Linked DNA regions of Mus musculus: regions 1, 3, 4, 5, 6 and 7 are each linked to region 2. Evidence: chromatin loops called from intact Hi-C (ENCODE). Cell type or tissue: left cerebral cortex. All regions are shown on one strand. Region 1 has its middle 36 kb from the start of Mrps30. Region 2 holds the start of Hcn1 (hyperpolarization activated cyclic nucleotide gated potassium channel 1). Region 3 overlaps Hcn1 (hyperpolarization activated cyclic nucleotide gated potassium channel 1). Region 4 has its middle 27 kb from the start of Gm26349. Region 5 has its middle 160 kb from the start of Mrps30. Region 6 has its middle 110 kb from the start of Emb. Region 7 overlaps Hcn1 (hyperpolarization activated cyclic nucleotide gated potassium channel 1).

What was found. Hi-C counts contacts between places; a loop is a spot of excess contacts. Peaks named below come from ENCODE experiments on the same cell type or tissue, not always from the same donor. Only the 100,000 strongest peaks of a DNase experiment are listed, where the experiment ranks them.
Region 1: it touches region 2 in a loop (6-fold over the local background); 11 of 42 quality-filtered maps call a loop at or near these places.
Region 3: it touches region 2 in a loop (3-fold over the local background); 2 of 42 quality-filtered maps call a loop at or near these places.
Region 4: it touches region 2 in a loop (4-fold over the local background); 2 of 42 quality-filtered maps call a loop at or near these places.
Region 5: it touches region 2 in a loop (7-fold over the local background); 13 of 42 quality-filtered maps call a loop at or near these places.
Region 6: a loop joins it to region 2, with 2.8 times the contacts of the local background. A loop is called at or near these places in 2 of 42 quality-filtered maps.
Region 7: it touches region 2 in a loop (4-fold over the local background); 9 of 42 quality-filtered maps call a loop at or near these places.

The regions. Positions count from the first base shown.
Region 1 is chr13:118,348,759-118,352,758 of GRCm38, forward strand. No RefSeq gene overlaps it. Among named protein-coding and RNA genes, the nearest start is that of Mrps30, 36 kb to the right of the region's middle. In left cerebral cortex, a CTCF peak has its summit at 1,768 (motif pointing left); a DNase peak (open chromatin) is centred at 1,736.
Region 2 is chr13:117,600,384-117,604,383 of GRCm38, forward strand. Hcn1 (hyperpolarization activated cyclic nucleotide gated potassium channel 1) reads left to right here and starts at 1,937. Exons shown (of 8, transcript NM_010408.3): 1 at 1,937-2,712. The coding sequence starts at 2,321. In left cerebral cortex, a CTCF peak has its summit at 1,986 (motif pointing right); DNase peaks (open chromatin) are centred at 903, 1,395, 2,007, 2,331 and 3 more places; H3K4me3 peaks cover 2,218 bases; H3K27ac peaks cover 1,797 bases.
Region 3 is chr13:117,703,504-117,707,503 of GRCm38, forward strand. The region is part of intron 2 of Hcn1 (hyperpolarization activated cyclic nucleotide gated potassium channel 1); the gene reads left to right. It overlaps 4933413L06Rik (RIKEN cDNA 4933413L06 gene), which reads right to left. Exons shown (of 5, transcript NR_045508.1): 5 at 3,261-3,632. Among named protein-coding and RNA genes, the nearest start is that of 4933413L06Rik, 15 kb to the right of the region's middle. In left cerebral cortex, no CTCF peak of the experiment used is centred here; DNase peaks (open chromatin) are centred at 1,622 and 3,260.
Region 4 is chr13:118,061,735-118,065,734 of GRCm38, forward strand. No RefSeq gene overlaps it. Among named protein-coding and RNA genes, the nearest start is that of Gm26349, 27 kb to the left of the region's middle. In left cerebral cortex, no CTCF peak of the experiment used is centred here; a DNase peak (open chromatin) is centred at 1,584.
Region 5 is chr13:118,225,233-118,229,232 of GRCm38, forward strand. No RefSeq gene overlaps it. Among named protein-coding and RNA genes, the nearest start is that of Mrps30, 160 kb to the right of the region's middle. In left cerebral cortex, a CTCF peak has its summit at 2,314 (motif pointing left); a DNase peak (open chromatin) is centred at 2,324.
Region 6 is chr13:117,332,138-117,336,137 of GRCm38, forward strand. No RefSeq gene overlaps it. Among named protein-coding and RNA genes, the nearest start is that of Emb, 110 kb to the left of the region's middle. In left cerebral cortex, a CTCF peak has its summit at 2,192; a DNase peak (open chromatin) is centred at 2,187.
Region 7 is chr13:117,797,704-117,801,703 of GRCm38, forward strand. All of the region lies in intron 2 of Hcn1 (hyperpolarization activated cyclic nucleotide gated potassium channel 1), which reads left to right. Among named protein-coding and RNA genes, the nearest start is that of 4933413L06Rik, 80 kb to the left of the region's middle. In left cerebral cortex, a CTCF peak has its summit at 3,583; a DNase peak (open chromatin) is centred at 1,965.

The sequences.
Region 1 (4,000 bases), 750 kb after region 2:
CTTCAAAGAAGTCTTTTTAAAATTTTTTTTCCTCTCAGATTTTCTCTTGAATAACAGAGTCTCTTCAACTTCATGTCACGTTGACATCAAAAGCATGCAATTATTGAATTGCTTTTTCCAGGAGAAGCAGCTCAGACAACAGTCTCTAGCATCGTTCATTTCAAAAACTCATGAGACAAACAGGAGACCTGCCTAGGCTGATTTTTCTCCAAGGACAACCTGAGAGATTCTTGCCTGCAAATAATGGACATTGTCTAAGCCACACAATGCCCCTCTACCTTGAGGGCAAGTGTGATCATGCTGAAATAACCCATCTGTAACCTGCTGTTTTAATTACTGGGAATGCAGTAAAAAGGTACAAATAACAGAGGTTCAGGGGAAAACCACCCAAGTTCACCTTGGTACAATTTCTCAGGGAAACGGAACAGATCAGTCTTCTCAGGCTACATTAGTACATTAGAACTTTTCCGATGAGCAAATAATAAAATAATCAGAACCAGGAAGCTTTTACAAAAGCTATTGGACACACCACCAGATTTCTTTATGATGTCAACATTTTATTCAATCTACTCATTATATTTTCTTTACTTTTATTTTGGCTAATTTCACTTTTATCTAACAGAAGTTTGTTACACATATGCTTTTATCTGTTCCTTCACTGGGAACTTAGTATTTCTGCATTTGTACGGATTAAAGAGGTTGGACATTCAATATTTCTGGCCACATCATGCCCAAAACAACATATGATCAATTTTAACATTGATATCATCTACAGTTAAGGATTTTTTTTTTTTGGCAAAGATAGTAAATATTTTGGGTACTATAGGCAACATGCTTTGTGTCCCTAGGAGAAGCAGTAAACATAATTTTTTGTCTTATAAGTTCAAGAGATAACAGATAGGCTAGTGAAGAGAAAGAAAATGATTTAACCATTTCAATAGTTTCTCATTTCATTATGTGACTTTGAAATATTTTTCTTTGGCTCCTAATCAAGAAACCATTGTGTGTTTCCATAAAGCTAGTGGCTAAACATAGAACTAAAGGGCAGGAACTGCAACAGGGTTCACTGGCTAAAACCGATATCTACCAGGCTTCACAACCACAGGCTAGCCCTTGAGATCAAGAATGAAAAAAGAAAACAACTCCTACAAGTTGAATTGTGACCTCCACACACCCAGTGAGCCTCCTGAACCTCTTCAAGCACACATACACACACAGACACACAGACTCACAGACAGACACACACACACACACACACACACACACACACACACACACACACACACACACACACACACACACATACACATATTTTTTGAAGGATTAGTTTATGTTCAGGCTAGGCTCACAATGTTAAAATGTAAAGATGTTAAAAATCTTAAAATAGTATACACAAATATACAATATGATTGCACACAATTCATCTATAATTGCAGTTCATATTTAACATAAGTCATAGTGATTTCTACTTTTCAGTAACATTTATCCGAATTTTCCTATCGTTTTAATTGTTAGTAACATCAGAAGCTCTCTAATAGCTACCAAAATGACATAGAATAATATCCTGAAGTTCCTTTGCGTTTGAGAACCGGATATCAATTTTGTCGGCTTAGTTTTCATTCTAACAGGCAGAAATGTTCAATCTTAAGACTGTAGAGCGATAGGACTTAGGATATTGAGTAAACTACTTGCTAAGAATTTCAGCAACTTAGAGATTTCTCCTCTTCGGGAAGTAGAATCGCGGTTGTTGCAGGTCTTTTGACGCCCTCTGGTGGTTAGAAAGAAGCATTGCTGGTTTTACAATTTATGGAGATGGATTTCCCTGCCTGTGTGTTTTGTTCCGAACCTTAATTTTGTTTTGCATAGAAACAGTCCTCAAAACAAATTGCAAAAGATATTTAATTTTGTTCTGGTAATGAGCTGAATCTTAATCTTTTTAAATATATGAACAAACACCAAAAGTAGTATCAACACAACAACCTAAACGTTAAATATAATAATGTATAAAGATTAGAACATAAAAAATATGTTTTTATGTTACTTCTGAGTGTAGAAGTATTTGCAAACAAAAGTGTTTTCGATTTCAGGGCTAGAGAAACTACTCATGCACAGAAGCAGAGATTATACGGACTCTAGTATCCATGTCAGACACCTGAAACCACACACAACTTCGTGAATATACACACAAACACACACACACACACACACAGAGGCACGCACACATGCACACACAATGCACACACACGCACGCACATGCATGCACACAAGTATGCATGCATGCATGCCCACACACATGCATACATACATGTACATACACATGTACACACCCCACACATGCATGTACACATACACACACACACACACGCGCATGCACACACATGCACACAACCAGGCGTGCACACACGTATATGCACACAAGCATGTACATACATATGCACACACACACACATTCAGGTGCGCATGCACAAACACACACACATATGAATCTTTTACAAATATTTTCTACTAATCCTTACCATTTACAAGCTTCCGAAGAAATGTTGGCAAGGCAAAATTTTTAAAACATCCCTGACCAACTAGCCATCTATCAAGCAAGCTATATAGGGGTCTATTACTCTTGACAAAGTGGATGTCAGTATTTCTACTTTAAGACTGAAGAATCTAGAACCCACATTACCTTTTTAGACAATTTTACATTAATAATCTGTTAGTTGTATGAACCACATGCTATTATTTTCTTCATTTTACACAGACACGCGGGCAAATCCTTCTGTTTCTGGTACTCAATTGTCTTCTTTGCAAGACGTTAATGATCTCCGCATACATGAAGGGGCATCTCAGGTCTGTGAACGACCTGTGGCATAGTGCTATGAACTTAGAGTGGTAATTTTGTTCTGCCTTGCTTTTTTACTTATAATTATTCTGTTTTTTGAGCTCACAGTACACTTTTTTGGAGATAGTTCTTTACTCTGTTGCACATACTGGCCTACAGTTTGCTTTGTATCCCAGAAAGGTCTTGAATTCATGAAAATCCCTGTGTCTCATTTCTTCTATGTAAGGATTGAAGGTATGAGCTGTCAAAGACAAAACCTTATCTTGTGGATGTCATCTATCCACAATTATACCACTGAATAGTGCTAAAATATTTTCATTTTATTCAAATTACTTTTTAAAACTTATAGAGTCTGAATGTTCATACTAGATGTAGCCTGTATCACCCTCTGGTATTCCATTTATTTCCATGTTTAGGTATAATTCTGTTGCAAATTTAAATGACGGTACTATAAAAACATATATGTAAAGTTTCCTAGCTACGTCGTTTACTACTATTGCTCCAGTATGCAAGAACACATAAACATTTTAAACTAATTGTGACTTCTTGGTTATATTAATCCCAAAATATTTGATCAAGCCAATATATTTATTTGCTTACTAATCTTGATTGTCGACCGCCTGTAGAGTCAACTGAAACACAAGTTGCTGGGCACTCCTGGGAGGGACTTTCTCGATCCGGGTATTTTAAGCAGGGAGCCCCACCCTAAACGTGCATGAATGCTATCTGCATCCCACATGTGAGGACACCGAAGCAGCAAACCCGGCTTTTGCTTGCTTGCCTACACTGTTGCTGTCAAGTCCATCGGTCCTGTAGTTACTGCGTCCTTTTGCTGGTGAAGAGCCAACTTCCTCATACTTCCAACGAAGAACGAATACTAACAGGTCACCAGGAATCCTCCAGACAGACTTTAAGCACCATATTGGAAGTGCTGAGACATCAAGCCTTGTGGATTTTTGAGCAGTTTCTGAAATCTCTGCTTTCCAGTGTGTGACAGCCATTGTGTAAATACCCGAACCAGCTCCTATAATCTAATCTAGTAAATTCCCTTTTGATATACAAAATATTCGCTAAAAAAATATGTACTACAACTAATGTGAAATACTGGACAATGAGTATGCATTAGTTATATTTTATCTGAATGGTTAAATCCTAATTTAAAATTTT
Region 2 (4,000 bases):
TAAGATTTTGTTTTCATCAGCAGTTCTGTCATACTGAGCACAGACAGTGACACTCAGGGAAAGTTTACTGAAGTAACTGCCTGTTCATGATCACGAACAAGTTGAAATAGAACAAAGACAAGGGTTTGTTAAATGAATGAATGAATGAATGAATGAATGAATAACTTATCAAGACAGCATTACATCCTAGGTGGTCCTTTTTTACATTATTATAAAACTTAAAATTTATGTTAAAATATACATTTTCACACTGAAAATAGAGGTAATCAGGAGGCATACAGAATGGGAAAAAGTAGAGAAATGTTTTCAGTTTAATGATTAAAAAGTGGGACTGAATACTGTACCATTTGAGGGCGTTTGGTTTTGTTCATCCTTGTTATCTCTGCCTCTGCCATCGAATATCATCCTCTGACCTGTGGTTTCCAAGGTCACTATGCTGCTAGATCAGAATGCTATACCACTATTTCCCTATCACTGATCATAACATTTTGACCATATAAATTTATTTTGTGAGAGTGTGTTTGGATTGGCTGAAAGCAGATACTGTGTGACCTACTGTTCTCTATTCCTTCCTTGGCTTCTCTGAAAACTCATGAACTTTCTTGTTCTTGCTTCTCTTGTTTCTTGGCTTCATCACAGATTTCAGGTTTTCCCCGAGTACAAAACAGAACAAAACCCAAAGTGATTGGCCTCACCTGTTTTTTTTTTTCATCTTGTGCCACAGGTTGGCACTCTGACAAAGAATCTCTTCCCGAAGTGTCTCTTCTCTCCCATGCGACCTTAGCAAACAGTAAATCAGAGGATCTATCTATGTCTTGGCTGGGTGAGCTTGGCTTTGAAGAGGCTGTGGGCATGGAGGTAATGCTTGCTGGTATCTTGAACAGATGTTCTGGGCTGCTTATAGTCTCGAAACTCTTCAGACTTCCAAGATGCCCTGCTGAGTGAATGGTAACTTTGGCAGCACATTTTGCTTCCATTAGCTAATCCAGTGGGTTGGGGAGACACCAAGGGAACAAGAGAAATCTGAGATCGCTGTCCTCAGCATCAGTCGCACGTGGTCAACTTCACCAGAGAATACTTCATGGCATCCTGACTGGATTCCAAGTTATCTCGACCTCTGAGCCTGGTGTTGCTGAACACAGTGCGGCATATTTATCTCTCTGTGTGGTTATTGATTGTATAACTTATCTTAAAAGGAAGGTCATCTTAGGCCACTTATCTCTTACACATTTTTTTCTTTTCTTTCCAGCAGGACTGGCCAATAAATTTGCTCACATGTGTGTTGATGTTAGTGGCCTTCCTAGGAAGGAACCCCATTCCCGTTTAAGGAGCTGTGTGAGAATAAACAGGATAAGTAGAAGGAGGTCAGTTGTCTGTCCCTAGGTACAGATCCTTAATCTGAAAAGCTCCAGGCAGCTGATTATCCAGGGCTACAAAGATCTATTTGCTAGTTGTGTGCCCCTCCCCGCCCCCATCTTTCATTTTTCCCTCTTGTCTTCTTGCTTCTCTCTTCTGTCCCTCTCTCCCTCTTTTCCACGACATGCCTTTTTCAGCGTGTCTCCTTGATTTTATCTTCACCTAGCTTTACAAGTGGATTGATAGTGTGCAGAATTAACCTGACCCCCTTTCTCTATTTGTAACATCATTCCAACAGGCGTTCAGTGTCTCTGGTGTTTTAGGTGGAGTTTTGTTCTGAATTAACGCAATTTGCTAGTTCAGCTCTCTCTCAGTCTCTGTCTGTCTGTCTGTCTGTCTGTCTGTCTTTCCCTTCTCCCCCCCTGCCTCCCTCCTTCCATCTCTCCTTCCCTCTGTCGTTTCCCTCCTCCCCTTTTCCTCCCCCTCCTTCCCTTTTCTGCCCTCCCACTTTTGCAAACCCACATCCAGAGAGCCTCCCTCCAAACGTACAAATACGCGTCCGGGGCGGGCTCAGGAGTTCAATGTCACGCTGGGCAGAAGTGGCACAGGCGAGCGGCGGGGCGCGCGCGGGTAGAGGCGGTCTGCGGCCAGCAGGGGGCAGCCGAGGGGCGGCGCTGGCGCGCGGGTGCCGAGCGGAGGAGCCTCGCCCCGCGCCCGCAGCCTCAGCCTCAGCCTCAGTACCAGGCGCGGCGGAGCCCGGAGCGCGGCAGAGCCGGCAGCGCAGCCACTGAGGGCAGCGGCGGCGGCGGGAGCCAGGCGCGCAGCGGAGCAGCGGGCGGGCGGGAAGCAGTAGCCGCCGCCGCCGCTGCCGCCGCGACGGGCAGCCGGCTCCGGCCCCTGCTCCTTGGCTTCGAGCCCCCGGCGAGTCTGGAGCCCGCGCCGTCGCCGGTCGCGTCCTCCGGGCATGGAAGGCGGCGGCAAACCCAACTCCGCGTCCAACAGCCGCGACGATGGCAACAGCGTCTTCCCCTCCAAGGCGCCCGCGACGGGGCCGGTGGCGGCCGACAAGCGCCTGGGGACCCCGCCGGGGGGCGGCGCGGCCGGGAAGGAACATGGCAACTCCGTGTGCTTCAAGGTGGACGGCGGCGGAGGAGAGGAGCCGGCGGGCAGCTTCGAGGATGCCGAGGGGCCCCGGCGGCAGTATGGTTTCATGCAGAGGCAGTTCACCTCCATGCTGCAGCCTGGGGTCAACAAATTCTCCCTCCGCATGTTTGGGAGCCAGAAGGCGGTGGAGAAGGAGCAGGAAAGGGTTAAAACTGCAGGCTTCTGGATTATCCATCCGTACAGTGACTTCAGGTGAGGACTCCCTGGAGCCGCCCCACCCTGCTCCCCCTGACGCGCCTTCCAGCATCCTATCCTGCCTCTGGGAAGGTGCGCCCCGGGGATTCACAGTGGGGGTGCGGGGCAGGCGGGGCGGCGATGCTGGAGGCTTCTACTTAGACTGGCCATACTCCACTCTTCCAACTAGTTTCCACCGACGACAGGTTTAGGGTAGGGAGTTTCTTCTCCCCGGAGCGCCAGGGAGGCTCTTCTCCTTTGCCTGGTGAACTTTGGGGACAGCAGAGGAGGGAAGAAGGCCACCGTGACCCGTGGACGGGAGGTTGTTAAGTTGCACTAGGGAAACTTTTAGTTTGGTAATGTTAGGACGAGACAGGTATCCTTGCTAAGAGCAGTTCCCCAAAGAAATGAAAAAAGATGCTTCTGGGATCCCGGAGATGAGGAAACTGGAGACAGTGACTCACAGGTCCTAGCTGTTCCTGCCACTCTCGCCCCTGGGAGTGTTAATCTGTTGTTCTTATGCTTATAGGCACCCCTGTCACCACTGAATTTCTCCAGATCAGTGGCTGGCAGGCACAGGAAGGGCACTTGCGCTTGGGTAGTCAGTCTCTGACTTGAGATTTTAGCGGAGCGGGCGCTGCCCCACTGGGCAAGAACTTGACTGGAAGCCTTGAGTTCCCGAAACAGAGGCAGGGGGGTCGTTTTCAAAGTCCCCTTCCTGAAATAGAGCGACACCCGCTCTTGACCTTGACTACAAATCCATTTCAGAAATGTCTTTCCAGTTTCCCAGCCTGGGAAGAAGGGCAGCAGAGCTGTCAGCAGGAGAAAATTAATATGAGTTTCCTGATCTTATTTGTGGCTCGAGTATTCATTTGGTTAATAAGCATGTTTAGAGACTGACAAATGAAGGTCGTGAAGCAGATCCTCTTATTACTGCGACACGCTCCTGAACACAGGCAGAGCTTCCTTCTAAAAATCCCAAACTAGTAACTAGAGGTGATATTCACTTGTTTATTTCATTCGTTCCAACTAGGGAAAGCGACAGCAGCAGCAGCAACAACAATAAAATAAACAACAACAACGAAAGGGGTCTATGTGCACACTGAGTGGATGCATAGGCTTCCGGTAAACTGCCAGCAAACATAGCAATAATAAAAAACAACATTACTTCCAGTAGCGTTTAGAAACTAACCGAAATTGCCCTTACCAGCATGCAAGGGAGGGAGCTGTCCACAGTTCTGAATCAACCTAACTGTGGAATATAGCCCAACAAAGCTTGAGTAGAAGACTGTCCATCTTCCCTGAG
Region 3 (4,000 bases), 100 kb after region 2:
GAAAAAATGAATCTCTTCTAACATTGTACCCATTTCCTATGTACTCTTGAAGAGTTTAATTTTTATTTACATAGCTTCTTGTTTCAAATTACTCTAATAAGCACCAAGCTTTTTTTTTTTCAGGGGCAAAAATAGAAGATCAATGAAATTTAGCCCTTTGTATCATATCAAGTATAAATAATCTTTTAAGAAATGTTCTTAACACCCTGATTACTTATGGGTCTCTCTGACTCTTGCCTTTTCCTTTATTCCTCTCTCATAAAATGCATTCTGATCACAGCCTCCCTTTTTTCCCCTCTTCTGGGTCTCCACATTCCCTCTCCTTCAAAAGTCAAGGCTCCTCTGATTCCCTTCAAAAATGGGCAGGCCTCCCATAAATATCACTCAAACATGCCATAACAAGATGTACTACAACAAAACATAAACCCTGGTATTAAGACTGGATGAGGCAATCCAGCAGGAGGAAAAGGGTCCCATGAGCAAGCCAAAGAGTCACAGACATCCATGCTATCAGTCTTAGGAAAGCAACAAAAACCTCATCGAAACAACCACAGCACTTATGCAGAGGGCCTAGCACTGACTCATGCATGGTCAACTGTTGTTGCTTCAGGATACTAGAGGTAGAAAGAAGAAAATAGAAAGGAGGGAAGGGTGAATCTGTGATATTGTGCCTAAGACTGTTACTATTTTTGTGGAGTTAGTTAATATATAATGACTAGTTATTATATATGCCCGGAGCTGCTGAATTGTAAGAAAACCTAGACAAATTGTTACTTTCAAGTCGTTATTGTGTCTGGTGAGTATATTGTCCCTGAATGACATTGATGAGAGAGAGCAAAGAATTTTTCATGTTAGCATCTATGATGGAGTCTGATTAAAATGTTCCAAAGTTGGGGGAGAAAAAAGAAAAGGATTGTGTGACTTGCCTGAAGGATTAACAAACGGCCAAGCTACTTACTCATGACCTTGGTCATCAGACTCTAAAATACCACAAACCCTTTACCCAGTTACCTACCAGCAAAACTCAGTGACCTCACTAAGATTTTGGACTAAGAACTTTCTGACACGATAGGCATTATAGGCATTTGAAGCTGCTTGATTTTTTTTTTTAATTCCTAATGTTAATCTCTATTTCCTCAGATAATGCACCACTGCATGGCACCATCTGCATAGAAACAGCCTGTGAATTAGTCTTGGCCTCAACGACAGGGCTGGGGCTGGGCTTATTGTTCCCACCCTTAGTTTGTCAGGTTGAACTCCCAAACTTTTTTAGGTTAACCAAAAACAAACAAAAAACAAACAAACAAACAAAAAGCAAAACAAAACAAAAACAAACTAGCACCCATGCAAATGGAAACATTAGTTTTTGTTTCTAATTTGGGAGAAACATCAGACACTCAATTTTTTTCCCCAAGCTTTCTCATCTCCTTTGAAATTCTTTTCTAAATTTAATTCAGATGATGCGAGAGTTCTGTGTCTATTTTAATTTTGTTCATCCAGTCAGCAACTTTCCCTACAGTATATAATTCTGATGTAAATTATGGACTATCTTCTGTGGGGGAAAAACGCATAACCTACGCGGAACTTTGTGCATCATTTCTTAGTCACGGCAGCCTCATGCCACATAGGGTTAAGTATTTCAAAACTGTCCCCACCTGGCAATCTGGGAGAAAACGCAGTCTCGTCTAGTATAGTCAGGTTCTCCTCTCTTGCTCTGAGAAACAAAGCAACCTTCCTGCTGGCCATATACATGTTCTCTGCATGGCTATTTGTACAGAGTATTTATCTGAGCTTCTCCTGTTAGTTAGCTGGGTTTATTTTGAACTGAAAAAATCAGATTAAATCTCTTTATACAATAAAGTCTGGTATTAGGTACTGCCTTTGCATGTAGTTAGTATGGAGGATACATTTATAAAATAATTTTCTCTGATTCTGTAGCTGAGGGTGCTCTGGAACTTATCGGGTAACTCAAACTTGCTTTCACCTTATAGACATTCTCTCCTATCAGCTCTGGAATGCTAGAATCATAGGCATAAGTCACCCACCATGCCTGAAATAACTCCTTTGATCATCTCTATGTTCTAGTTTCTTCTCAGGTACTGCCTCATTCAAATATTTAAGTAACTTCAAGAGACAAAGATTACTATTGTCCAAAAGATGTTAAACACAGAGTTCAGCTAGTAGTGAGCTTGCCTAACATGCATGAAAGAAACCCTGGGCCAAGCACTTCATAAAATGTAACAAAATAGTGCATATCTATAATCCTAACATTCTTAGCTTCATAGTGTGGTAGAAGCCTGCCAATACCACATGATGTCATCTCAATAATAAGAAAGAAAGAAACAAAGAAAGTTAAAATAATAATAACAGACTGATTGGCTCCTTTTGTCTCACATAAAGGCAAATAAAAGCTATAAATTAATAAAATTCTTAAGACATATAAACAGAAAAGAATGCTTGACTTGGGGTTTCAAAGTTATGTTTATTCCACTAATTTACACCTTAAGTGTATCTCAAGAAGCATGCAATGTTTTACTGAGGTTTTAATATGGAATAACCAAAAGTGAAAACATATTTTAACAAAATTGGACAAAGCAATTGAGACTCTACAGGGTTCTTGGGCACTTAATTCTTAACCTATAAATCAGTGTGATTACCCTGTGAAATTGGCCAGCTTCCCAGTGAAGCCCCTGGGCACAATTATACAGTGCTGAAGGCTGCATTTGTCCATGTGCATGACTGGTCCTGACAGCTTGAATGTTAGAAGGCATCAGGGTTTTAGGTTTTAGAAGTTCGGATTCACTCACATTTCTACATCAAGTGGTCTTTATTAGCGGAAAAATAATCACGTTTTTTTCCCTCTATTACCTGTTTCTCATTGCTTTCCCTGGCCTAACTCATTACACATCCACAACTCTAATAACCAAGACATCTACATGTTTATTTCACTTCCACTTCTGCCCAGAGATCAATTTCAGATGACTAATAGACATTTTAATTCCGTTATGTTATAGACCACTCTCCTCCAGTCCATGTACTCTTATTCTGCTTCCTATATAGTTTCTGTTTCTTTGTTAAAATAGAAGGCAGTGAGAGTGGCATCCAGGAAATATTCCAGGGTGAGGAAAATGGTGAACTTGGTTGGGCTAACATAAGACTGGGAGCACTTAAGGAGAGATCTGCTATTTATAGTTGAGAGAACAGCTGAGTGTTGCAATAGAATTGTGGTTTGGAGGAGTAGAGAATCTTATGCGTGGAAAATGGATCTATTTATCTTTATTTATTTATGAACATCTAGAATGCTCTTTTGGTGGCATTGTCCAAAGTGAAACTTAGTCAACTAAGATGTTCATAAACTGTCCTGAGCAGCTCTTCAGTTTACATTTCAGTGAAACTACAATTCCATTAAGAAAACTAAACTATAGGATTTGATGAGACATGACTACACCCAGCACTCTTCCTGTTCAGTAGATGACTGGGAAACAGGCTGCGGATGCTCTATCCATTGGTCATCACCAGTGCAGTACAACTGATCATTCTTTCTTCTGAGGAAGATGATGCAGAAGCATCACTTTACCCGAAATTAACATCGCAGCTAATCATAGTCCAATAGCTTGATGCAATACTAGAAACTGAAAAGCAGAGAAGAATAACAGTTGTTATCGTTATACCAGAGCAAAGAGAGGTCACTTTTCGCCTCTGAGCTCTAGGACTTTGAGGCACTTGGGTGGTCTGATAGATAGCACTTTCATCTCGCTACGGGAAACCATTTAGTAAATTGCCACTGAAACACTCTTAAGGGTCTCCTAAGAGGTCTGCAAGTGTTAATGAGCTTTCTGATGTCTCTGTACCAGGTCCAGAGAAGAGCAGCAATACACCGAATTACTGGAAAGTAGGGGATAATCGCTGAAGTTGCTTCCCCACCATAGAGACTGGAAAGCCTGAGAACAGATTCTCTTGCTCACCCATATCATCCAGTTGGCAGTAGTGAGGTTAAATG
Region 4 (4,000 bases), 460 kb after region 2:
ATCTTTTCTGTTAAAACCTCAGTCCTTGGAGAAAAATGTTCTGTCCTTTATTAATATGTACATATTTCTGACGAGTTAACACATTTTAGAATCTGCCAGTCATTTATTTACACCCCAGTGTTAATTGGTTTATCAGAGACTTTCTTTGCTTTAATTTGCCTAAAACAATCCTTTAAAGGGATAATACATATAGTACAAGTGGGAAAGACTTAGATAGAAGAAAGGATAAAACAAGAAAAATAGGAGAAAAACCACCTAAACATATTTAGTACTTAGAATGAGAAGGTACTTAATAAACTTAGAGAGATTGACTACAAGTTGACTAAAATGAAATAAATGAAATATTTAGGCAAAGTAATGATTTGACACCTGACTAACACAATAAGTAGTAGTCATTAGACAGTATTATTTAATTTTTTTTGGCATTTATTTAAATTTAACAAGAGTACCTATTAACTCAAGTTGAAAATAGATATATTCATATCTCATTGGCATTTAGTGGCAGAGACAGAACTAATGTTCTGATGAAAACTTCAGCAAAACATTTATTATAGACTTATATTAGATGTTTTGAAAGTTGGTGTTAGGTCCAAGCTTTGCTTATGAACTTGTGAAAAGGGTTCTTGCTTGCCAGAAAAGCATGTGCTGGGGGTTAAACATTAAAGCACACATTATCCTCCAGGCTCCTTCAGTCCTTATTCATAAGTATATGTTCTGCATTTCCCTATCCGTATGTACTTGTTATTCATTTTCTGACCCTTCTCATCTCCCCCACCCCTCCTTCATGATGCTAGCTCCTGGGCTATTTTAGGTTACAAGCTTTCCTCCTCCCACATACCTGTTCTTTCTCCATGTAAAAATAAGGTTACAAGGGGGGTGGGGAGGGGGGACATGTTCCAGTCCCAGCAAGTAGCAGAACTTGGCAGCTTCAACCACGTGGCTCTGGTTATAGAATGAAGAATAGAAGGGACTGCTGGGACAATTGATGCTGGTTAGCTGGAGCTAAGAAATTAATGATTCAAAAGATACCAGCATTACTGAGGTGAAATCTTCTGGGAAGTTTTTTCTGAGAGCACAAAGAAGCTGTGTCTAGAGATAGGCAAGGTTGTACCTTGTGCTTCAGCTGGACTTGTTAATGAGTAAGAATCACCCAGGTGATATTGGTTTTCAAAGCACGAAGGAGTCATGGAGAGCAGCTGAGGCTTGGCATTGTGAGAGGCCAGAGAAGGCCATTAGTGAAGGTACAGCCTCAGTTGCCACTGACAGCCCAGGACTGAAGGGGTCATGCAAAGAAGTTGAGGCTTGGCACCATAAAGAGAGCCTATGAGAGACTATTGGTGAAGTCTGGTTACAACAGAAGACCCCGCTGTATTAGAGATGCTAGTACCATGGGATGACCACCAAGAACAGCAGCAGCAGTGGAGTAGAATCAACCAAAGACTCTGCTCTGCTGAGGGCAGACCTGGAGAAGTGACACAAGCCCTTTGGGGGAGCTCAGAAGATCGTGTGTGGATCATAGACATTGAAACAAGAAGCTGTGAAGCTGAAGTTGACTTGGACACTCCGAGATGTTAAAGATGCCAGAGCTATGGAATATCTGCCAAGGAAAGCTGCCAACAGTGAGTGGAACCAGCCCAAGAGAATCAAGTTTGTTTCTCCTGAATTCCAAATCTGCTAACAGCAGTCAACAAGGAGGAAAGGATTTAGAGATCGGAAAAACAGTTTAACATGTTTTTATGTCTCAGACATGGAGACATGGAGATTGGAAAACCAACTGGTTTTCTGTCTTGCTTAGGTCCAGTATTTCCTCACTAAGATGTTTTGGAATGGTAATGTATATCCTGTATGATGTTGGGGGTATGTAATCTGCTTTTTTCTTTTTATTTCTTAGGGGATTACAGTTAAGAGATTGCATGAATCTCAGAAGAAACTTTGAAGTTTGGACTTTTAACATTGTTGAGACTGTGGGACTTTTTGAAGTTGGACTAAATTGTTTTGCATTATAGTATGGCTAGGTATGGCACCCACAGACTCATGTGCTTGAACAAGTCTATGGGACCAGGGAATGGAATATGGTGATTTGAATATGCTTGGCCCAGGAAGTGGTACTATTAGTTGTGACCTTGTTGGAGGAAGTGTGTCACTATGGAGTTGGGCTTTGACAGACCTTTCTCATAGCTGCTTGGAAGCAGTCTTCTGTTTGCTTTTGGGATGAGATGTAGACCTCTCAGCTCCTCTGGCACCATGACTGCCTAAATGCTACCATGCTTCCTGCCATAATGATAATGGACTGAACCTCAGACCCAGTAAGCCAGCCCCATTTAAATATTGTCCTTTATAAGACTTGCCTTGGTCATGGTGTCTGTTCACGGGAATGGAACTGTAACTAAGACAGTTGCCATGAAGAATGCTCAGAAAAGTGAATTCACATAAAGTTAATAGAAATTCAGTGTGCCAAAAGGCAGGGTGGTACAGTGACTGGAGGTACAAACTCAAAGCCAAGTTAATTGGGGCTGGCTTAACTCAAAGCCAAGTTAATTGGATTTAAGTCTACTCATACCAAGGCCTGGAGCAAGCTAAGCCTTCAAATCCTATTTCTTTATTGGTAACATGGTGCTGACAACAGGAACTCCTTTACATTCACCTGGCAAGATGGAAAGGCTCACAGTATTTGCCTACAGTGCCACTGCATCCTTATGATGCCAGCCTTTGGGAGACGGAGGCATAAGGATTCCAAGTTGAAGGTTATCCTCAGTTCCAGGCCAGCTAGAGCTACATACTAAGATCTTCTTGAAAGGAAGGGAAGGAGGAAGTAGAAGAAGAGATGTAGGATGGGGGTGGCTATGTTCAAATAGTGCCTAGCACAAAAAATCTAATAAAAGTTGGCTAATGTCACCAAATAAATAAATAAATAAATAAATAAATAGATAAATAAATAAAATAAGTTACAAGACACATAACTGTAACATAAGTGCAGAGGGCCTAGGTCAGACCCATGAAGGATCACTGGTTGTTTGTTTGGTCTCTGTGAACCCATATAGATCTAGGTTAGTTGATTCTGTGGGTTCTCTTATGGTGTCTTTGACTCCTTTGGCTTCTTCAATTCTTCATCCCTCTCTTTCACAAGATTCCTCTAGCTCTATTTAGTGTTTGGCTATGGGTCTCTGAATGTTTCCATCAGTTGCTAGGTGAAGTCTCTCTGATGACAACTATGCTAGGCTCCTGTTTGCAAGTGTAGCAGAAAATCATTAGCAGTGTCAGGGGTGGTCTTCATGTGAGACTCCTAACAGTAGGATTAGGGGCTGTCCCTGGCTTTGTTGCCTGACTTTACTCCTACTGGTTTGCCTATCTAGTTTCAATAGGAAAAGATGCTCCCTGTCTTACTGCAACTTGATATGTCAGAACTGATTGATAACCATGGATGCCTCCTCTTTGCTGAAGAGGAAACAGAAGAGAAATGGATTTGGGAGAAAATCTGGGAGGAGGTGGGAAAGCTAGGAGAAGAAGTGGGAGAGAAAACTGTGGTTAGGATTTACATCAATCAATCAATCAATCAATCAATACCTATGTATGTTCACAGAAAAAAAAACAGGAAAACAAAAAAACAACAAAACAAAACAAACAAACAAACAAAAAAACCCATCATGCTGATACCTCTGGCTATGCCCAGTCTTCTTTTCTCTCTCTCTCTCTGTTTTGGATTCTTTCAGCTGCCTTCAGATTTTCTCTCCCCCCACCCTTGTGTTTCTCTTTCTCTCTGTCTTTCTGTGTCTGTCTCTTTCTCTGACTCTCTCTCAGTTTCTCTTTCTGTGTGTTGTCTGTCTGTGTCTCTGACTTTGTCTCTCTGTCTCTGTCTCTCTCTGTCTCTCTCATCTACAAAATAAACCTTCCTTCCAATCATGACTCAGCCATTTCTGTACTCTCACTTACAGTTGGCATCTGTGATCTCAGTTTCCTTGCATCATCTCTCCAGCCCAATGTCTTTCTCATAATCAGAAGA
Region 5 (4,000 bases), 620 kb after region 2:
CATTATTCATCAAATCACATGTATGAATATACAGGGAGAGAGAGAGAGAGAGAGAGAGAGAGAGAGAGAGAGAGAGAGAGAGAGAGAGAGAGAACCAACCACCAAATGAGAAAATGGTTGCCAAATTGTTCTAAAATCAAATTTCTGACAAATGTTTAGAATTAACTACAGAAAGCATTTGTAAAGACATTTTTTTAAAGATGTAGAAATGTCCAAAGCCACAAAAATTTCATACTATCATCAGCCACCAAGGAAATGCACACCACACACACACACACACACACACACACACACACAAACACACACACACACACACACACACACACACACACAGCAGAGACTTACAGCTACTGGTGTGTGAATGGAGACAAACCTGAACTCTGGTGTACTTCTGTGGTGAGGCAAACTGTCACCTCTGCCTGAGAACTCAGTCTGTCAGCTTCTTCAAAATGAGCATCAAGTTACACAGTAGTTTCATATGACGCAATAATGTAACTCCTAAACTGAGAATTAAAAACACAGTTCAGACGCACCACATTTGGTACATGAATGTTCTTGCCAGCATTGCTTTTAAAGACGCGTGGAATCCCTAATATCCATCAGCTAGCAAATGGAAACTTATTATTTCTTACTCTAGCAGATGAGGTTAGTGAAATTAAAGAAAAAAAAATACCTAGGCAAAATACAGTGTCTTTACTGAGTGACATTATTTGGCCATAAAAAATAGAATAAAATGCTTATGTGCCCATCCCCATAAGAGAATTTCAATCATAGATGAATCTAAAAAACAGTACTCTAAGTGGAAGGATCCAGTCACAATGAAGATCATGTTATGTAACAAGTCTATGAACACAAGAAGTAGATTCAGAGCGTCAGGGACTAGATGGAAAGAAGATTGGGAAGTGACCTCTAATGCCAATAGAGTCCCTTTTTGAAATGACCCAAATGAGATTCTGGTGACAACTCTGTAAATCTGAGAATATACCATACACCATGGTGCAGAATGATTTAAAGGGATGAATTTTATGGTGTGTAGGTTCTAACTCGGTAAGGCTGTTATATTGAAGCACAATTCCTTTCTTTTACTCACTGACTATCCTTCAACCAAAGTCCTTTATAACATGGTCGTGTTCTGTATTGCCCTTTCCTTTTTCCACCTGCTCTGTTCCCCTGTGGTACAGCTTTTGTGTTTACACTCAGTATAATAAAACTACAGTTTTACAGACATTTATGAAAATATATAGTTAAAAACTCTGGTCATTGGGGCTGGAGAGATGGCTCAGCAGTTAAGAGCTCTGACAACTCTACCGGGGTGACTCCTGGTAGTTTGAAGACACACCAGGATTTGACCACAAACAAAAGGATATTTGAGCAATACTAGCTAGACTGGAAGGGGAGAAAAAAAAGACAGGAGTGGGTAGGCTAGGGCTTATGGGTCTGGGAGAAATTGGGGAAAGGGTTTGAATAGGATCACAATACACCATGAAGTTCTAAAAGTATTAATAAAAACATTATTTAAAATTATATTATTTTAAAATCTACCAATTGTATATCATAAAGTATTTTATGATATTATACTTTCTTAAGCAAGGGTCATTTTTTTCTCTTAAAATCAAGACACATGGTTTGAGACAAGAATATCTTAAACTAAGGCTAACTGTGGATCTGAGCCAAATGGTCAATTGGTAATCAATCAAAACTAAGGGGATTTTGGTGACACTCAGGCCTAGATTCTGAGCTTGCTTTCAGTTTCATTAACTTTTTAAAAGTGTTTGAAAGAGCTACTTAATTGCTCAGTGTCTTTCCTCATCGATAGCACTGCTCCACACTGAAAATGTAAAAGAGAAGACTGAACGACATGTTTCAATGCAGTGCTTTGGATAAAGACACAGCCTGAATTCTAACCATCATTGCTATTGTTAGTTTAAAAGTAAAATAAAGATTCAGAACAGTTTTTTTTTCAATTAGCTACAAAAACATACAAACAAATAAACAGCAAACAGTGTTGCTCTATACTTGCCTTGGTTGTATTTGGAAGCATATCATGTGGCTTTTACTAACACGTGAATGTCAGAGACATTAGCTACCTTGTGTGTGATGTATAGAATCTCTGTGATATATTAGAGGCAGTGAATTAAAATCTAGTTATAAAATTACAAGTTGACACACCATTTTATCATTCACTTCTTTAGTTTTGACAAAAAAATATATAATCGGTATAATAAAATACTATCTCACCAAATTCACAAACTAAAAAGTTTTGACTAGCAGTCAATTTGAGAAAAGAATATATTTATAAGAAGCTCCATGCGCCCCCTAGTGTTCACTTTCCTTCAATTTGTTTTGTTGGTTTGGTTTTGTTTTCCACTGGGTGTTACACTACGAAATAGAATTACAAATGAGAGGGAACAGGATGAATTGAATCACATATCTAAATGCTTATTATTTTAAGAAACTGGATAATCAGAATATATATATATATTGTTTAATTCTAAGTAACTAAAGCAATACAACAACTGAATTTACTTAAACACATAATCTAGGCCATTTTTAAAGGAATCACTGACATCCTTAGTATTAATCCCAACACTTCTGTTCTAATAGTATATATGGCTTGAAGATAAGTTTCAGTAAGATGTGCTGGGTTAAGTTCTCAGTTTGGAAGCTTGTGTTTTCTAAGGTCAAGAGCCAAATCACATGACTCTCAATGCTTTAAACTATTCATAACTTTTGAAAGGGAGAAAAAGACACCTGGTTTCATTTTATTGCCATAAGTTCTCTGAAAAGAAAACCCCAGAAATCAGAAAATACTTTCAGAGTTTAAAAGGTACTTGAGAAGCTAGAGGAATGGTTCAGAGGTTAAGAACACTGATTGCTCTTTCAGAGGTCCTGAGTTCAATTCCCAGCAACCACATGGTGGCTCACAACCATCTGTAATGAAATCTGATGCCCTCTTCTGGTGTGTCTAAAAACACAGGGACAGTGTGATCACATACATAAAATAAGTAAATCTTTCTTAAAAACAGATGCTTGACGTTTTGCTGATTAAATTTCTTTAAAAGTTCTAGTACAAAAATAACACATACAATCCTGGGACATTTATAACTTATGTGGTTCCAAGTGTAGAAGTTAATATAAGGAAATAATTAAGTGGACTTTTTCAGACAGAATGATATTTAGCTCATGTGGTCATATTAGAAAATACTTAAAACTTTTTTTCTAACCATTAAGTCTGAAAAACATACTTTCACTAATTGCTATCATCCAGTGTTCTTGTCATTGGTCTAATAATACCTGTGTCTGCTTGTTTAGGTCCTGGAACACTTTGGTTCTCAGAGTACAATTGAAAATATTTATAAGTGTCACTGAGGATCTTATGGCAAAGTGACATATCAGTATCTTGGCTATAACTCTGGAGAATTCAAATTCAGCAAGTTCAAAACAACAGACCAGTGAACCTTCCATTTCTTATCACTCTGTTGCAGCATCTGTCTTTTACCTCCTAGAATAAAATGGCACTGTACAAGAAATCATTGAAGATAAACAGAATTAAATAGTTAATTATATCATTTTATTCATGATGACAGAATACTGATTCCTTCATCATTTGAGGAATGGATGCTAGCCAGCACGGATGAAAACATTCGGTGATCACCAAGCTCAGTCTGGTGAGCTAAGGTTGAGGTCCCATTTTTTCCTAGTAACATGGTCTTACATGATGAAGAACACCAACAAACACATTTTCTCTGAGTACACACAACCAGGCAGATATCGTGGGTGTACAAACCTTGTCTGGTATGCTCATGTAAGCAAATCTTAACGAAGTATTTCTTGTCAACTACTACACTAAAGAAAATCAGAATTTCAACAAGTCACAAGCAGACAACACATTTTGGAAAAATAAGGACTTTAGTGGGATTGAACAAATAAAACAACCACATAGCATGGGTCTTTGCTCTATTTCTGAGTTGGTCCTTGAAAACCTTTATTCTGAGCTACC
Region 6 (4,000 bases), 270 kb before region 2:
CTATTATTTATTAGACTGCTATGAACATAGTGGAACATGTGTCCTTATTCCGTGTTGAAGCATCTTTTGGGTATATGCCCAGGAGTGGTATAGCTGGGTTCTCAGGTAATACTATGTTTAATTTTCTGAGAAACAGTCAGACTGGTTTCCAGAGTGGTTGTATCTGCTTTCAATCTCATCAGTAATGGAGGAGTGTTCCTCTTTCTCCACATCCTTGCCAGTATCTGCTATCACCTGAGTTTTTTATCTTAGCCATTCTGACTGGTGTGAGGTGGAATCTCAGGGTTGTTTGAGTTGCATTTCCCTGGTGATTAAGGATAATAAACATTTCTTTAGTCGCTTCTCGGCCATTCAATATTCCTCAGTTGAAAATTCTTTGTTTAGCTTTGTTCCCATTTTTAATAGGATTATTTGATTCTCTGGAATCTAACTTCTTGAGTTCTTAATCACAACTATCTAACATTCTATTATTTTACTGGATGCTTCTATAATGAAAATATTAATTTCAGTGTGACTTTTAGTCATTTGGCATTGGAAACAGTGAGCATATCAACAAGAGGGGAATACTCAATCAAATTAAGGCATATTCAAATTATCAATGAGAAATAAAATGATAACTATTTTCCTGTTCTTTTAAGACATGGTTTCTCTGTTTTGCTCTGGCTGTCGTGGAACTCTGTAGACCAGGCTGGCCTCAAGCTCAGAGATTCACCTGCCTCTGCCTTCTGAGTGCTAGGATTAAAGGTGTATACCATTACCGCCCAGCTGAATAAAAAGATAATATATGGCAGAAACTATCTAGGCAGATAATGCTGAGTACCAAGGCAAAATTAACTGACATATGGTAATTATGATTGAAACGTAGCAAGCTAAGCATAACAGAGACATTGACAGAAAATATTCTTAGATGAGCCTATTATTTCTAAGGATGTGGTGGGACAGTATTTATTCAATGGTTATTTAATGATTTTAAAACAATAAATGTAATGAATATCTCAAAAATATACATTCTATATTGTGTCCATCTTAGCAGCATTCACAGCAGCCAAGATAGAGAAACGAGATAACTTTCTGTGAATAGATGAACAATATGAAGACATTATGCATCTATATACACATGGCTGCTACTCATCTTTAAAAAAATTGGAAATCCTGTTATCTGCAACAGCGTGGATGAAACTGGGGGACATTATGTCACATAAAATAAACTGGAGATAGAAAATACTGTGATGGTCTCAACTGACTCATGGAATCCAAAATGCCGAATGACTGCATGCAGAGAGTAGAATGGCAGTTCTCAGAGTTTGGAGGAGTGAGGGAAATGAGGCTGTAGTGCCCACAAAAGATGAGTAAGATCTGGAATCTGATGTTCAGTGTAAGGCCTGAACTGTATTTGGTTGTATACTTCAAATTGCCAAAGGAAATAGAGCTGTGACCACAACTCATTCTCTGACCAATGAACTCACTTTACAGACAAAGAAGTGCGTTGAGAACCACAGAGGATGCTGCCTGCTGGCTGGCAGGCAGACTTCTGCTCAACTACTTTCCTTTTGTAGTTCAGGACCACTTTGCCTAGTGAATGGTGCTACCCGTGGTAGACTGGGCTCCCTACACCAATTTACAATCAAGAGACTCCATTAAGGACATGCCTACATGCTAATCTGATCTAACCAATTCATCAACTGAAGTTCTCTTCCCAGATAATACTAGGTTTGTGTCTAGCTGACAGTTAAAATAATGAGGACAATATCTGAGGAGATAGGTTAATTAGTTTTGTTGTAGTAGTTAGTCCATTTTGTGTTGTATATATTAAAACACCATATTATATTTACAGTTATATGTACGTAACAAAACATTTATTTGGTAAAGCTATATACTTTACAAGCACATTTATAGATTTTTGCATGTTATCGAAATTTAAAATATTATAACACAATAACTATGTAGAGTTAATAATAATATTGATTCTAAATCTGCCTTGAAATATCTCTTTAGAGACAAGAATCATCATTTCATTTTAGTAGTCACAAATATACAGTGATAAATGTTATTTAAAATAGAAGCAAACATGATTATTAGAAAGATAACTCATTTTTCACTTCCCAAGCATCCTGAGCATCCTTTTCTCATAAACTGAATTTAAAATAATTTTAAACTGGTAACAACTGTGCAATTCCACAGTTAGCCAGTGGAGGTCATACTTACACTATATTAGTGCCAACTCAATCATTCTTTTTTTTTTTCCTTTTTGTAACTTTAAAACCTGATATATTGAAATAAGAGAAAATACATGATACTCTCTGAGAAGTTGGAACAGCGATTAAGATACATTTGTAGGTAAGAACTACTTTTCTATGGGCTGTGAAGTGGGAATTGGAAAAGGAATTTAACATTTATAGTTAAAATTTCACACGGTTAAAATTTTTAAAATGAGGCAAAATTATTTGTATGTATAAATGACTTTTTAAACCTATCCAAAAAAAACTGGAAAAGAATAGTAAACAGTTATTGTATTGTATGTGTACATGTGTGTGGTCTTGGGTCATCCACGAACAAAGACATGATCTGAGAAAGGCTATCCTGAGAGCTTCATGAACCCAGGGTACACAGACTAAGATGCCACGGTGTCACTCAGTGGTCTAACCCACTGGGTGATTGTCTCATATGCATCCCAAGAGTGGCAGTAAGGATGTTGCGTGATCCATGTTTGCAAATGTTGACACAGATATAAGGCTTATACGCACTTTACTTCTTTGTACCAGAATTTTCTCAGCTTTCTGTTTATGTACATCACTCTACAATATGGGTACTAAGTACAGAAAAATGGCTTTCTAAATTACTTCTGCTTGAAACTGAGCCCCTCATTCTTTGCAGTGACAAAGATATAACTGATGTAGAGGAAGATGGCTTTGAAAGGTGACATGGTGTATGTGGACAAGGTCATTCCCTCCCTCCACTGCTCCCACAGAGCTGGGTCTAGCTTTTGCTTCACCCTCAAGCACGGTGGTTTATTTATTTACTTATTTATTTTTGATGCCACACATTTTTGTATTCTATTTGTTTTATTGCTTAGATAATTAAATAGGATGTGTATTGACTTGTTAATCCCCATAGCAACCGAACAACATAGAAACTGTTCTTATACCAGTAGGAGAAAAAAATTAAAAGCATGGGGCAGCCAAATGAGTTGCTCAGATAATAAGTAGCAAGGCTGGGAGCCGAAGGCAAGCAGTAAGAAGCTACGCGTTTTAGCTCCTCTGCTAAACCTCAAAATGCCATATGGACGAATGACAATATTCTCAACAAATACTAAGACTCTTAGCTGGATACAAATCTCAGTGTACAAGAGTTAGAAATAGACCTGAGAGGACAGAGTTACCCAGAGCGAGGCTGACTCCATGACAGGCTGCAAACTGGAAGTTTGGGAGACTAGTTCTGTTTCCTAGAACTGGAAAAGTCCAAAGCAAATTTATTCCAGGAAAAACTACCCCTAATGAGTAGCTGTTCAGAAAGCTGACCTACCACCTATCCTGGGCCAAACTCACGGGCAGCCAATCAGGAGCTGTAGAAGCTGCTTGTATACTAGGCTAGCTTGAGCCTAGTATAGTTAATCAGCAAAAGACCAAACCCCCAGAGCCTTAACCAATCACGAAGGCACCCATAGCCCTGGAGATAGAGTCAACCAATTTAAGGAAAGACAGGTAAAAGTCACCCACTCGTTCCCTCACAGGCTTTAAATTAACCCTGCAAAGTCCATACCTCTTTCTTCCATTCTGTATGGTGGAACCTGGCATGCAGGTTCTCTGCAGAATAAACACTCTTTGCTGTTGCATACAATTTGAGTCTGGGCTATCATTCTTCATGAATCATGAACCCTTATAGAACAAGTACAGAATAATTTTATTTTTTGACTGTACCACTATTTTGAACAGTCTTCCAGGATGAGACAGTCCTGTCTGCCTGTGCTTTGCTTAGACTCTCTATAGAATCTTTTTACTCC
Region 7 (4,000 bases), 200 kb after region 2:
GTAAAATTAGCCGACATACAGATTATTGAAAGGATAACAGGTTAGAAAATACACTTCAAATATGGTCTATCTTAAGTAACACTTTGGTTATAAATACATTTGAGCATGAATTATTTCCAAAAGAATGTGCAGTTATGAATTTCAGTAACAATACAGCATTAATAACTGATTTGACAGCTCACATGATTGGAAAAATTTACATTATAAGATGAAAACTTATGGAAAAATGGGAAGACATACTTGTGTGCTTTTTGTATTTCCTAAATATTCATAATCATGAGGTCCATGTGAACAAAAGAACAATCCCATAAAACAGAAAGGACACGTTTAAGTGGCTGAAATGACTCCTATTAACATAAAAGGTATCCACTTCTTTTTTTATTGAGAGCCAATATGCTGAAGCAATAAAAGCAACAAGAGGCAACTACTGAAGTCTAAACTGCACACAGAACTGTCATCCTGTGTAGACATGGATTCTAAGGATGATCCAGAACACGGATGAATCAGTGTGCTGGCCACAGTGATGGACCTCAAACCAGTGGGACCCCTCCATCAGTCATTGTCAACAACTGACTTCCCATCCCATTCCTCCTACACACATAGGATGAAAAATTCCACATGTAAAAAATTGAAACCATTTATGTGGAAAGATACAATTTCACTGTATCCCAAAACAAATGGAATCATGTTAGTATATTTGAGAAAATTATTTCTAATCTAGAATTTTATATCCAGACAATGATGACTGAAATGAAAAGACCAAGGATATTCTTTTTTTTTTTTTTTGTTCTAGACAGGGTTTCTCTGTGTAGCCCTGGCTGTCCTGTAATGCACTTTGTAGACCAGGCTGGCCTCGAACTCAGAAATCTGCCTGCCTCTGCCTCTCGAGTGCTGGCATTAAAGGTGTGCGCCCCCAAACCCGGCAATATTCGTTTTTTTAATTATTAACTATTTTCTTCATTTACATTTCAAATGCTATCCCAAAAGTCCCCCATACCCTCCCCCCCCCCACTCCCCTATCCACCCACTCCCACTTCTTGGCCCTGGCGTTCCCCTGTACTGAGGCATATAAAGTTTGCAAGACCAAGGGGTCTCTCTTCCCAATGATGGCCGACTAGGCCATCTTCTGCTACATATGCAGCTAGAGACACGAGCTCTGGGGGTACTGGTTAGTTCATATTGTTGTTCCACCTATAGGGTTGCAACCCTTTTAGGTCCTTGTGTACTTTCTCTAGCTCCTCCATTGGGGGCCCTGTGTTCCATCCAATAGCTGACTAACCCATCCCCTCCCATAATAAATTAATGAAATCTAAGTAGGAATGTAACAATGTTATTTAAAGGGGGAATGGCAATTGCAGAAACTCTTTGGTGGGTCTAAAGAGAAAGCCCATCGTTTTAAACAGGGGGTAGATCAAAGATGAAGACATCATCTTTGTGTGGGTTAGTGAGGTGCCATTGCAGACCCTAGGAGCCATGAGGATTAGAGCCAGTGTGTGTTCTTCACATGGCCTATACCTCACACACAGATGGGACTGGGTGATAGAAGAAACCCAGTTTTTACAAACAATATTTAGTATTCTTAAGGACCCTCTCATTTAGAGTGGATCGTACAACACACTCCATATTATGGTTATTAGCTTTTTTAATGCCTCAGGTGGCCTGAAAAGTATCCAGATGCATGATTATCTGAGCTGACAAAGTGTCATAGTTCACTTTCCGTTCTGGAGAAAATCCAAGTTATGCAACTTACACACTGCCCATTTCTAAGGGATGAGAGCTGACTCAATTGTACCTTGAGCTGCTATCCATGTTGCCAGTGGTTTTGTAGTTTTTCAGGTTTGCTTTCCTTTTATGGCAAGAGAACAGTTTTTCTACTTTCTTGAGTGTCGTTAAAAAGCAAATAGCGTGGTTTCCTCACTAAGACATGTAGTCCTGTTTTACTGGCCTCTTCCCAAAATTTGTTACTCAGTGATATCTTTCAGGAGGCAGATGCCAAGACAGTGAACCAGCACTACTTAATCTTCCAGCAAGTATTTGACAGAAACCCACTCAAATAAATGAGAATTCTGAATTTGTTGGACTCATCTGCCAGAATAACAAGAGTGTGTGCCAAGGCAGGATGACACCGTGCTGGCCACTGCATGCAGAATTGGGAAGCACTGTCTTTACCTCTACAGCCCTTTGAGGAAGCCCGTTTTTACTGTCCTCTCACTCTATCGATTTTCCATAGCAAATGGTACTACAGGGTGGTTTGCACACTGTTCAAGTAGACTGATATGGTGACAGGACCTGATATAGCTGTCTCTTATGAGGCTATGACAGTGACTGGCAAATACAGAAGTGGATGCTCACAGTTAGCTATTGGATGGAACACAGGGCCCCCAATGAAGGAGCTAGAGAAAATACCCAAGGAGCTGAAGGGGTCTGCAACCCAAAAGGAGGAACAACAATATGAACTAACAAGTACCCCCAGAGCTCGTGTCTCTAGCTGCATATGTAGCAGAAGATGGCCTAGTAGGCCATCAATGGGAGGAGAGGCTTTTGGTCTTGTGAAGATTATATGCCCCAGTACAGGGGAATGTCAGGGCCAGGAAGTGGGAGGGGGTGGGTTGGGGAGCAGGGCAGGGGGAGGGTATAGGGGACTTTCAGGATAGCATTTGAAATGTAAATGAAGAATATATCTAATAAAAATAAAAGAAGTGTAGGCTATGAATTTTGAGATTGCATGACACATGTCTAAGTATTGGCTCTATACAGTATTTATGCTAGGAAAAAATATTTTCATTCTCAAAATTTTACTTCTTTTGTGCTGACAACAAATATATAAGATGAGTTGTATATATTAAAACAACAACAACACAAACAACCCTTTAATTCAAGTTTAATTCCAGGAAGTAAAATTATTTTTTCCTTGCATGGTGAGTTAGTACTTTTCCATTCCAAGAAATCATGTCTTCCCTTTAAAGTGAAGAATACTGTGTCATTTAAATAAATGTGTGTGTGTGTGTGTGTGTATGTGTGTGTGTGTGTGTGTGTGTGTGTGTGTGTACAGAACTTGATCATAGGTGTCTGAAGTGTTTTTCTTGATTGTTCTCTACTCTATTTTATCACAGCAGGATCTTTCCCTGAACTTAAGACTTGATAATTCTGGCTCATCTAGCCTATAAACTTGCTTTGGGTTTTTTGTTGTTTTTCTTGTTTGTTTGTTTTTGATTTTTTATACTCTGCCTCTGGAGTTCAGAAATAACTGCAGCCCAGTTATCACTTCCAAACTCTTATCCTCATGGTAGCAGGACAAAGGCAAGTGCTTTCTCCACTAAGCTATCTCTCCAAATCAATTAGGGAAGTTTGTAAGTGAAATATATTTGCATGTGTCCATTGTCTGTTCCTATGTCATAGTACTTGAATTTGGGTAATTTACAATAAAAATAGAGTTTTCTGTGATCTCTTCATGGAGCATAAAGAATCTGGACCAGGCATTTGCTGAGAAGGAAAGGGAATGAAGAGCATGTTGAAAGGGCTAAAAGAGAAAGTAAAAGAAAAAATTCTGAAGTATTTTCTAACAGCCCCATCTTTAGTTACTTCTCCAGTACTGCAAGGACTAATTTTGTGATGTTTAATCCTATTTTAAGAAAACTCATTATTTGTTTTCAAGAAAGATGTTAATCCATTTGTAAGAGTTGTATCTCAAAATTTAATAATGTTTAATAGGCCACATCTCTTCATTTTCCTCTGTAAAGTCATTTTATTTCCTCTCAGTGCCATGTCTTTGTGAAGGAAATAAGTGCATAGCAAACCCGGGACTGTGTTTCTGGTTGTAGCTCAAAATACAGAATTAATGAGATCTTCTTTTTGGAGCAAAGAATGTATTACAATTTTAATATGCATTGTAGTGAACAAAACAGAGACAGGAACATATAAACACTAAAGACGTAATTGAAACCATTTATGAAATAAATACTTTCAACTGCTCTGCAAGAAAATGCTGTTAAAATATTTG